Regions from separate parts of the Homo sapiens genome. Here region 2 is linked to region 1. Evidence: chromatin loops called from intact Hi-C (ENCODE). Cell type or tissue: CD14-positive monocyte. All regions are shown on one strand. Links, peaks and the distances in the headings refer to the core of each region. The heading gives the core; the rest is flanking DNA.

The links. A loop is a pair of places that touch in the nucleus more often than their neighbours do. Peaks named below come from ENCODE experiments on the same cell type or tissue, not always from the same donor. Only the 100,000 strongest peaks of a DNase experiment are listed, where the experiment ranks them.
Region 2: it touches region 1 in a loop (2.1-fold over the local background); 3 of 110 quality-filtered maps call a loop at or near these places.

The regions. Positions count from the first base shown.
Region 1 is chr19:54,935,017-54,940,827 of GRCh38, reverse strand. It overlaps NLRP7 (NLR family pyrin domain containing 7), which reads left to right. Exons shown (of 11, transcript NM_001127255.2): 4 at 362-1,940; 5 at 2,587-2,784; 6 at 4,397-4,567. It also overlaps a transcript of NCR1 not described here. Among named protein-coding and RNA genes, the nearest start is that of NLRP7, 9.6 kb to the left of the region's middle. RefSeq lists an enhancer at 982-1,691. In CD14-positive monocyte, for the core only: no CTCF peak of the experiment used is centred there; a DNase peak (open chromatin) is centred at 2,767; H3K27me3 peaks cover 531 bases.
Region 2 is chr19:54,492,087-54,497,897 of GRCh38, reverse strand. No RefSeq gene overlaps it. Among named protein-coding and RNA genes, the nearest start is that of LAIR2, 7.8 kb to the left of the region's middle. In CD14-positive monocyte, for the core only: no CTCF peak of the experiment used is centred there; no DNase peak of the experiment used is centred there; H3K27me3 peaks cover 3,378 bases.

The sequences.
Region 1 (5,811 bases), core at 1,246-5,245:
TGAGACGGAATCTTGCTCTGTAGCCCAGGCTGGAGTGTAGTGGCTCCGTCTCTGCTCATTGCAACCTCTGCCTCCCGGGTTCAAGCAATTCTCTGCCTCAGCCTCCTGAGTAGCCGGGATTACAGGCGGCCGCCACTACCCCCAGCTAATGTTTTGTATTTTTAGTAGAGATGGGGTTTCACTATCTTGGCCAGGCTGGTCTTGAACTCCTGACCTCAAGTGATCCACCCACCTTGGCCTCCCAAAGTGCCGGGATTACAAGCATGAGACACCGTGCCTGGCCCTCATTTCTGGTACTTGACAAAATAATTCAGAAAATCATCATCATCAACCTCAACTGTCCTATGGGCTGTCACTGCAGGTGAAAAGGAAGGATGGAGAAATTCAATGGAGAAACAGTCTTTGGTCTGGAAGAACACCTTTTGGCAAGGAGACATTGACAATTTCCATGACGACGTCACTCTGAGAAACCAACGGTTCATTCCATTCTTGAATCCCAGAACACCCAGGAAGCTAACACCTTACACGGTGGTGCTGCACGGCCCCGCAGGCGTGGGGAAAACCACGCTGGCCAAAAAGTGTATGCTGGACTGGACAGACTGCAACCTCAGCCCGACGCTCAGATACGCGTTCTACCTCAGCTGCAAGGAGCTCAGCCGCATGGGCCCCTGCAGTTTTGCAGAGCTGATCTCCAAAGACTGGCCTGAATTGCAGGATGACATTCCAAGCATCCTAGCCCAAGCACAGAGAATCCTGTTCGTGGTCGATGGCCTTGATGAGCTGAAAGTCCCACCTGGGGCGCTGATCCAGGACATCTGCGGGGACTGGGAGAAGAAGAAGCCGGTGCCCGTCCTCCTGGGGAGTTTGCTGAAGAGGAAGATGTTACCCAGGGCAGCCTTGCTGGTCACCACGCGGCCCAGGGCACTGAGGGACCTCCAGCTCCTGGCGCAGCAGCCGATCTACGTAAGGGTGGAGGGCTTCCTGGAGGAGGACAGGAGGGCCTATTTCCTGAGACACTTTGGAGACGAGGACCAAGCCATGCGTGCCTTTGAGCTAATGAGGAGCAACGCGGCCCTGTTCCAGCTGGGCTCGGCCCCCGCGGTGTGCTGGATTGTGTGCACGACTCTGAAGCTGCAGATGGAGAAGGGGGAGGACCCGGTCCCCACCTGCCTCACCCGCACGGGGCTGTTCCTGCGTTTCCTCTGCAGCCGGTTCCCGCAGGGCGCACAGCTGCGGGGCGCGCTGCGGACGCTGAGCCTCCTGGCCGCGCAGGGCCTGTGGGCGCAGATGTCCGTGTTCCACCGAGAGGACCTGGAAAGGCTCGGGGTGCAGGAGTCCGACCTCCGTCTGTTCCTGGACGGAGACATCCTCCGCCAGGACAGAGTCTCCAAAGGCTGCTACTCCTTCATCCACCTCAGCTTCCAGCAGTTTCTCACTGCCCTGTTCTACGCCCTGGAGAAGGAGGAGGGGGAGGACAGGGACGGCCACGCCTGGGACATCGGGGACGTACAGAAGCTGCTTTCCGGAGAAGAAAGACTCAAGAACCCCGACCTGATTCAAGTAGGACACTTCTTATTCGGCCTCGCTAACGAGAAGAGAGCCAAGGAGTTGGAGGCCACTTTTGGCTGCCGGATGTCACCGGACATCAAACAGGAATTGCTGCAATGCAAAGCACATCTTCATGCAAATAAGCCCTTATCCGTGACCGACCTGAAGGAGGTCTTGGGCTGCCTGTATGAGTCTCAGGAGGAGGAGCTGGCGAAGGTGGTGGTGGCCCCGTTCAAGGAAATTTCTATTCACCTGACAAATACTTCTGAAGTGATGCATTGTTCCTTCAGCCTGAAGCATTGTCAAGACTTGCAGAAACTCTCACTGCAGGTAGCAAAGGGGGTGTTCCTGGAGAATTACATGGATTTTGAACTGGACATTGAATTTGAAAGGTAAGAACTGTTTTCCCATCCCACGCTCCACTAGGAAGAGGCCAGCGTCTCCTTTGCCCTGTCGCTTACTGTCAGAATTTCCCTCTGGCTGGACTTCTTTCCAGCTTCATGTTCAACGTGGAGACACGACTTGGCAATTAGGAATTGGGGCTTTTTATTTTTGAGACGGAGTCTCGCTCTGTCCCCCAGGCTGGAGTGCAGTGGCGCGATCTTGGCTCACTGCAACCTCCGCCTCCCGGGTTCAAGTGATTCTCCTGCCTCAGCCTCCCGAGTAGCTGGGACTATGGGCGTGCACCACCTTGCCCGGTTAATTATTTTATTTTTTTGTAGAGATGGGGGTCTCAGTTTCTAGCCCAAGTTGGTCTTAAACTCCTGGGCTCAAGTGATCTTCCCACTTTGGCCTAGCAAAGTGTTGGGATTACAGGCATGAGCCACCTCACTCAGCCTTATCTATTATTTTATTTTTTTTGTAAAACTTAAGATCTATACTGGTAGCAAAGCATGTGATGCAATATTGTTTACTATAGACACTGTTTTAGGTTGGTGCAAAAGTAATTGTGGTTTTTGCCATTGAAATGTGGTTTGCAGATGCCCATCTCACCATGCAGGTACTAGTCCTAAGAGATGAACGTGTGTTCTCCTGCAGGTGCACTTACCTAACCATTCCGAACTGGGCTCGGCAGGATCTTCGCTCTCTTCGCCTCTGGACAGATTTCTGCTCTCTCTTCAGCTCAAACAGCAACCTCAAGTTTCTGGAAGTGAAACAAAGCTTCCTGAGTGACTCTTCTGTGCGGATTCTTTGTGACCACGTAACCCGTAGCACCTGTCATCTGCAGAAAGTGGAGTAAGTAGAAGCTCATCTTGCAAGGAAGACCCTGAACGATGACTAAGCTTCTTGTACTTTTGTTTTTTAAATTTGGAAATGTGCTGTTTCATCTCCATGTATTTGGGGATTTTCCAGCTGTCTTTTTTTTTTTTTTTTTTTTTGGTGAGACGGAGATTTACTCTTGTTGCCCAGGCTGGAGTGCAATGGCGCGATCTCAGCTCACTGCATCCTCCACCTCCCAGGTTCAAGCAATTCTCCTGCCTCAGCCTCCCGAGTAGCTGGGATTACAGGCATGTGCCACCTTGCCCGGCTAATTTTGTACTTTTAGCACAGACAGGTTTTCACCGTGTTGCCCAGGCTGATCTCGAGCTCCTGACCTCAGGTGATTTGCCTGCCTCGGCCTTCCAAAGTGCTGGGATTATAGGCATGAGCCGCTGCACCTGGCCCCTTTTTTATTTTTTATTTTTTCTGAGACAGAGTTTCACTCTGTCACCTAGGCGCTGGAGTGCAATGACTTAATCTTGTGTTTTTAGTAGAGGTGGAATTTTCTCCATCTTGGCCAGGCTTGTCTCGAACTCCTGACCTAAGGTGATGCGCCTGCCTCGGTCTTCGAAAGTGCTGGGATTACAGGCATGAGCCACCATGCCTGGCCCCAGCTATCTTTTTTTTGGTTTGTTTTGTTACCAAAACAAACCAAAAAGTAGGTACAAGTACAGGTTAGTTACACAGGTAACCGTGTGTCATAGGAGTTTGTTGTACAGATTATTTTGTCACCCAAGTATTAAGCCTAGTACCCCTTAGTTGTTTTTCCTGATCCTCTGCTTCTTGACTTTTTTTTTTTTTTTTGAGACAGTCTCGCTATGTTCCCCAGGCTGGAGTGCAGTGCAGCAATCTCGGCTCACTGCAAGCCCTGCCTCCCGGGTTCATGCCATTCTCCTGCCTCAGCCTCCCGAGTAGCTGGGACTACAGGCGCCCGCCACCACGCCCGGCTAGTTTTTTGTAATTTTAGTAAAGACGGGGTTTCACCGTGTTAGCCAGGATGGTCTTGATCTCCTGACCTCGTGATCCACCCGCCTCGGCCTCGGCCTCCCAAAGTGCTGGGATTACAGGCGTGAGCCACCACACCCGGCGAATTTTTTTTTCTTTTGAGATGGAGTCTTGCTCTGTTGCCCAGGCTGGAGTGCAGTGGTGCGGTCTCGGCTCACTGCAACCTCTGCCTCCTGGATTCAAGTGATTCTCCTACCTCAGCCTCCCGAATACCTGGGACTACAAGCATGCCCCTCCATGTGCAGCTAATTTTTGTATTTTTAGTAGAGACGGGGCTTCCCCATGTTGGCCAGGCTGGTCTCGAACTCCTGACCTCAGGCGATCTGCCTGCCTCGGCCCCAGCTAATTTATTTTTTGTAGAGATGGAGTTTCACCATGTTGCCCAGGTTGGTCTCAGACTCCTGACCTCAGGTTATCCTCCTGCCTCAGCCTCCCAAAGTGCTGGGGTTACAGACACGAGCCACTGCACCCGGCCAAGAACTTCTAATAATTTCTAAATGTGAAACAGCTTTTTGTTTATACATGCCTCCACACAATGTGAGTATTAATCACTCCAAGTGGAATCTCTTCTGCTTTTCCCTAGGATTAAAAACGTCACCCCTGACACCGCGTACCGGGACTTCTGTCTTGCTTTCATTGGGAAGAAGACCCTCACGCACCTGACCCTGGCAGGGCACATCGAGTGGGAACGCACGATGATGCTGATGCTGTGTGACCTGCTCAGAAATCATAAATGCAACCTGCAGTACCTGAGGTGGGTCTCACGGTCACGGCTCTCCCCAGCACCTGGAGTCCACTGCACCGTGTTGCTGGGGGATCTAGGAAAAAGGGTAACCACTCCAGATGCCGTCCCAGACAGGGAATGTATTCCTCAAACAGGCCTGTGTGGGGGAGTCGGCCTCTCCTCTTTCCCCCACCAGCTTGTCTTCTGTGTTGCATAACCAGCTATCCATGCAAAGAAACACCCCGAATTCTGTGCTGGGTTCCAGCTTTAGGGACATGCTATTCCTGACTGCACCTTGCCTAATTGTTGGGATTGAGAGCAGTGGCCCCCAGCCTTTTCTGCACCGCGGGCCGGTTTTGCACAAGACAGTTTTTTCCACAGACGGGTTTGGGGGTAGTTTTGGGATGAAACTGTTCGATCTCAGATCAGGCACAGGAGCTAATCGTTGGTGCCTGATCCTATGGAGTGCATGATCCTCGCACTTTGGGAGCCTGAGGAGAATGGATCATCAATCTCAGATCATCAGGAGTTAGGTATTCATAAGGAGCATGCAACCTTCTCTGCACTCAATGAGAATCTTTTTTTTTTTTTTTTTTCTTTGAGACAGTTTTATTCTTGTCACCCAGGCTGGAGCGCAGTGGCGCGATCTCGTTCACTGCAACCTCCGCCTCCTGGGTTCAAGCAGTTCTGCCTCAGCTTCCCGAGTAGCTGGGGTTACAGGCGTGCACCACCACGCCTGGCAAATGTTTGTATTTTTAATAGAGACAGGGTTTCACCATGTTGGCCAGGCTGGTCTCGAACTCCTGACCTCAAGTGATCCGCCTGTCTCGGCCTCCCAAAGTGCTAGGATTACAGGCATGAACCACTGCGCCTGGCCAGGATAAAATTTTTATTTTGAGTATTAAGCATCAATTTGCCCCTTCTAGTCCCAGCTACAGTGGATGCTGAGGTGGGAGGATCATTTGAGCCCAGGAGACAGGTTGTGGTGACCTGTGATCATGCCACTGCACTCCAGCCTGGGCAACAGAGCGAGATCCTGTCTCAAAAAAAAAATTTTTTTTTCCCCCCTGCAAAATCATCCACACAGGCCGTTTTGGTGAAACATTGCACAGAATTGTATTACAATCTCTTGGAGAAGTGGCTGGATGTTACCCTAATGGCCATGGGGATACTTGAAGAAGCAGAGGCAACATTAGATCTCTCCAGTAATTCAGGCCAGGGTTGGAGGCATGAGTAGAATGAGATAAACCAAAGACATAATGTCTTGGGAAGTG
Region 2 (5,811 bases), core at 1,209-5,208, 440 kb after region 1:
AGCTCAAATCCTTAAGAAGCTCCAACCGCAGGCATGGAAATAAACAGCTTCTCCCTGCCCTGTATACGTCTCCGATTTTACCCAGGATGGGCTGAGGAAGCAACACAGATTCCCAAATGTTACTTTTTTATTTTGCTTGAGAGCCAAGGCAATATTAGACAAGCCTTACTCCCTAATTAGTGCCTGACAAGAACCATATCTCTGTCCCAATCCTTCTATTCAAAGTAGGCACAATTTGCTTTTACCAAATGTAAAACTCATGTCAAAGCCATGCTGTGAGTATTTACACCAGAGAAATCGGCAAATGCTACACGTCGGGGTTGTTTTTTGTTTTTCTTTTTGCTTTTTTTTTCAGAGAGCTGATTGTCAAGACTTTACCAGCACACTGCTGGTAAATTTCCAAAGGCCAATTTAAAGAAATTTTTTTAACAGAACATGTAAAAAAAAAAATCAACGTGAAGTCAACATGCTCCAGGGAAATCAGAGGCTTGATGAAGCATGACTATCTCTGTAGTGTATACTCCAGCCTGTTTCCCCCTCCTACCTCAGGTACCGTAACCAGCATCTGAAGTCTTATATTCAAATTTCCCTTGCACGGCCAGGCACGGTGGCTCACGCCTGTAATCCCAGCACTTTGGGAGGCCGAAGTGGGCGGATCACAAGGTCAGGAGATCAAGACCACCCTGGCTAACACAGTGAAACCCCATCTCTACTAAAAATACAGAAAATTAGCTGGGTGTGGTGGCGGGCGCCTGTAGTAACAACTACTCGGGAGGCTGAGGCAGGAGAATGGCATGAACCCAGGAGGTGGAGGTTGCAGTGAGCCGAGATTGCGCCATTGCACTCCAGTCTGGGCGACAGAGTGAGACTCTGTCTCAAAAAAAACAAATTTCCCTTGCACTTTTGTATATACAGTGTTATCTCATCGATGTATCAGTTTGGCATGTGTGTGTATATATATGTAGGCTGTCATCTTTAAGATTTATTTATTTATTCATTCATTCATTTATTTGAGACAGGGTCTCGCTCCGTCACCCAGGCTGGAGTGCATTAGCACAATCTCAGCTCACTGCAGCCTCCACTTCCTGGGGTCCAGAGATCCTCCCACCTCAGCCTCCTGAGTAGCTGGGACCACAAGCACACACCACCACGCTCCGCAAGTTGTTGTTTTGTTTTGTTTTGTTTTGTTTTGTTTGATAGAGATGGGGTTTTGTCTTGTTGCCCAGGCTGGTCTCAAACTCCTGAGCTCAAGCTCACCCACCTTGTCCTCCCAAAGTGCTAGGATTACAGGCGTGAGCCAACACACTTGAGCCATGCTGTCATTTTGTTGTTGTTGTTGCTGTTGTTGAGACAGACTCTCACTCTGTCACCCAGGCTAGAGGGCAGTGGCACCATCTCGGCTCACTGCAACCTCTGCCTCCACAGTTCAAGTGATTCTCCTGCTTCAGCCTCCTGAATAGCTGGGATAACAGGCACCCACCACCACACCCAGCCAATTTTTGTATTTCTAGCAGAGACGGGGTTTCGCCATGTTGACCAGGCTGGTCTCGAACTCCTGACCTCAGGTGATTCACCTGCCTTGGCCTCCCAAAGTGCTGGGATTACAGGCGCTCAATTTTAATTTTAGTGCAAAGTATAGTTTTCAAAACACTGTTTGCAATGTCATCAAATACAGAATGAGCATGCATCAATGTTTCCTTAATTCATTAATGATGAAATCATCATTCAAAATTCCTATCTTTACCCAAATATTTAGCTTCTTCTGTTGCTCTTCATTTGTTCCTGCGTTTCTCCATTTCCACTGGGATGATTTCCTCTTGCCCAAGCCTTTTATTCTGGCAACCAATGAACTTTACACTCTTTCTATAGTTTTGCATCTTCCAGAATGTCACATAGTTGGAATCAGACAGTGGATACGCCATTTGGGCAGGCTTATTTCGTGTAGTGATATACGTTGAACTCTCCTCCACGTCTTTTCATGACTTGAGAGCTTGTATCTTCTTAGCATGGGATAATATTCCATTGTCTCGACACATAGTTAATCCACTCACTTACTGAAGGGCATCTTGGTTGCTTCCAAGTTTGGGCGATTATGAATAAAGCTACTGTAAAGATTCATATGCAGACTTTATGTGAACATACATTTCAAACTTCCTTGGGTAAATACCAAGGAATGCAATTGCTGGATTACATGGCAAAGCTACATTTAGTTTTAGAAGAAATTGCCGCACTGTCTCCCAAAGTGACTGTACCATTTGGCAATCCCACCAGCAATGAGAGTTCCTGTTGCTCCACATCCTCACCAGTATGCCAGTATGTGGTATTGTCCATGTTTTAGAATTTGGCCACTCTAATAGGTGTGTCGTGGTAACTTGGTTCCTAAGATACTGATAGAGGTGCAGAACACCAGCTGGGAAGTCAGCCAGAATGAGCTTCTCCTGTGACTTCCTGTCCCACAGCCTCAGAGACCTCGGACAAGCCACTTCACCTATAAACTTCTCTCTTCTTTTTTTTTGAGACAGAGTCTCGCTCTTGTCACCCAGGCTAGAGTGCAATGGCACCATCTCAGCTCACTGCAACCTCTGCCTCCCAGGTTCAAGCGATTCTTCTGCCTCAGCCTCCTGAGTAGCTGGGATTACAGGCACATGCCACCACGACCAGCTAATTTTTCTATTTTTAGTAGAGACGGGGTTTCCCCACGTCAGCCACGCTAGTCTTGAATTCCTGACCTCAGGTGATCCACCCACCTCAACCTCCCAAAATGCTGGGATGACAGGCGTGTGCCACCCCACTCGGCTACTTCCCTTATAAATTTTTCTAAATATAAATGTGTGAATTTTCTTTCTTCAGAAGCCGATCAACCAATATTTATCAATTGCTTATTATCTGCTTGGTGTTTGAGATTCAGGAGTGAACAAAACAGATGCAGCCCCTGCCCTCAACAGAGCTTGAGTCTAATGATGATAGGGACAGGATCAAAGAGCAAATCACAAATTGTTTAGCTACTATTGTGAGGTAAGAGTTAGGGTGACACTAACCACCGTTATAAGTAAGTCTTAAAATACTGGCTGGGCGCGGTGGTTCACGCCTGTAATCCCAGCACTTTGGGAGGCCGAGGCAGGCGGATCACGAAGTCAGGAGATCGAGACCATCCTGGCTAACACAGTGAAACCCCATCTCTACTAAAAATGCAAAAAATTAGCCAGGCGTGATAGTGGGTGCCTGTAGTCCCAGCTACTCAGGAGGCTGAGGCAGGAGAATCGCTTGAACCTCGGAGGCAGAGCTTGCAGTGAGCCGAGATCTCGCCACTGCACTCCAGCCTGGGCGACAGTGCGAGACTCCATCTCAAAAAAGAAAAAATACCGATGGCTTAACACAGTGAGGTTTGGCATCTCACTCATGTAAATGACCAATGAGGGTTTCTCTGGGCAGAATTTGAATTTTCTCCCCAGGATGACTCAGGGACATCCGCTTCTTCCATTGTGCTCACATCATCCCCTTGGGCAATGGCGTCCCATACTTCAAACAGAAAGAGGAGACACAGAAAATATTTGTAAACTTGCAAAATTGATTGACGCACATCATTTCTGTCCAGATTTTTGGCTATAAGTAGTCATTATGGTCAGTCACACATGGATGCAAAGGAGACTAGGAAAAAAGTCCCTTGGTGAGGGTAGCCACCTCCCAGAGATTCAAATGCTTGCACTGTAAGAGGAAGTAGAGAATTCTTTTTTTCTGGTGAGCAGCCACACATCTCTGCCTCACGTGAAAAATAATCTCAAGAAGAAATGTACCTGAGACTGTATAGCCAAGGAGCACGACGTTGTGATACCCTGACTGATGGACCATGTGGGGTGATTGAATCTCCTGATCTTAGAAGGAACTTGCCAAACGAAAGTTTCAAGTAACATCAAAGAGAAACATCTCCATGTTCCTTCTGGAACCCATGCACACCTTAGCTAACCTGCATGGAGTTGTAGAAACCACTAGAACTGAGGGAGGCAGCTCCATGCAAGGGTGACGGCCTTCTCCCCTCCCAGTTCTCTTAGTTCTGGAGTTCGATGAAGGACGGGGTCCACACGGCCCACTCCGTTTCCTCTTTCTCTGAACCGGGGTTGCAGAACCTGAACCCAGACAACCTCTGGGTATGAGTCCAGCCCCAGATCACAGCTGTGGTTTTGGCTGCCGCGGTGGCCGTGACAAAGTCCTGAGTCGTTTGCTGTTGTGGGTATGATGGACAGCTGCGACGTTTTCCTGGACTCCCACTGAAATCTTTAACTTCAAGATCATCTTCTCCATCCCAACAGAACTCATCAGGCCCAGAAGGCTCCCAGCCCCAGAGGTTCCCAGAGCTCTTCAGGTGGAATGTTGAGTCTGCACAAGCCAGGATGGTGACTCTGGAGAAGTTCTCCAGAAAAGAATCAGCATCTAGAGTCTCATGAGTTCCAGGCCCTTAGAAATTCAGACTCCAGAACCACTGCCAAAGTGACCCCCTCAGCCCAGCCCTTCGGTACCCAGCATCCACTGTCCTGAGCCCAGCCCTTCCATACCCAGCATCCACTGTCCTGAGCCCAGCCCTTCAGTACCCAGCATCCACTGTCCTGAGCCCAGCCCTTTGGTACCCAGCATCCACTGTCCTCATCCCAGCCCTTCCGTACCCAGCATCCACTGTCCTGAGCCCAGCCCTTCGGTATCCAGCATCCACTGTCCTGGTGGGAGTCCGCTGTGCTGCTCCAAGAAGACAGACCCTCACCATTACCGGAGAGACTGACCCTCCTGTGTCCAGGTCCTGTGGCCCAGACTCAGCTCTGGAAGAGAAATCTGGATTTACAATGCTCAGTACTTCGCTCAAAATCTGCACTCGATGACGTCTGCAAGCTCTTGGTCCCAACCTGGACTGCGAAGCCTGAGGCTTGGGCAGATAATGCCTTCCTGCCATCATCTCTGCTCCCTCTTCAGTCGCTAAGCTCCCACAGCATTGATCTAACCAGACATGGGCCCAGGGAGAGAGCTGTCTTCCCCGCCTCCCAGCCCCAATCCCTCATTCCCTCGCCTGCCATGCCAAGACTGGTCAAGGGAAAGTCCAGGAAGAAAGCATGGTAAGGGGCACCGTGCTGCCTGCGCCCGCCTCGCTGTGCAGATGGCAGAGGCTCGGGATGCGGTGCGCAGAGACTCAGTCCCGACCGTCTTGTGGCTTCTTACCACGTATCTCCCAGGAAGGCACCATGAGGCTTAGCTCTTCCTTCCCGTGACTGGGGTAAAGGAGAGAACTGTCTCCTTGGACATCATCATCCATACGACTGGCCCGAACGTCATCTCTGACCGAAACACCAAATCCAGACGGGCAACCACGGCTGTGGGGTGTGGAGGGGGAATCTGAACACCAACCTGGAGGTCAGACTTGAAGGAGACGGCGACGCTGCCTTCGCCCCATTCACAATATACGACCTTCGATGGGCCACCTCCCCAGTGAGGCTTCATCAAGGGGGCTTGGTCAACTTCCTTTTTGTGTGAACCAAAACGTACATTTCCAGGCGGCTATTAAGGGCTTGAGTCTGTGTCAGAGACGAGCCACGCAAGTCAACGGACCTCACAGTCTAATGTGGAGGGCACACCTCTGACTATTCAAATGTCATATAGGCCGGGCACAGTGGCTCACACCTGTAATCCCAGCACTTTGGGAGGCTGAGGCAGGAGGATCACTTGAGGTCAGGAGTTCAAGACCAGCCTCACCAACATGGTGAAACCCCATCTCTACTAAAAATACAAAAAAAGTAGCCAGGCCTGGTGGTGCATGCCTACAATCCCAGC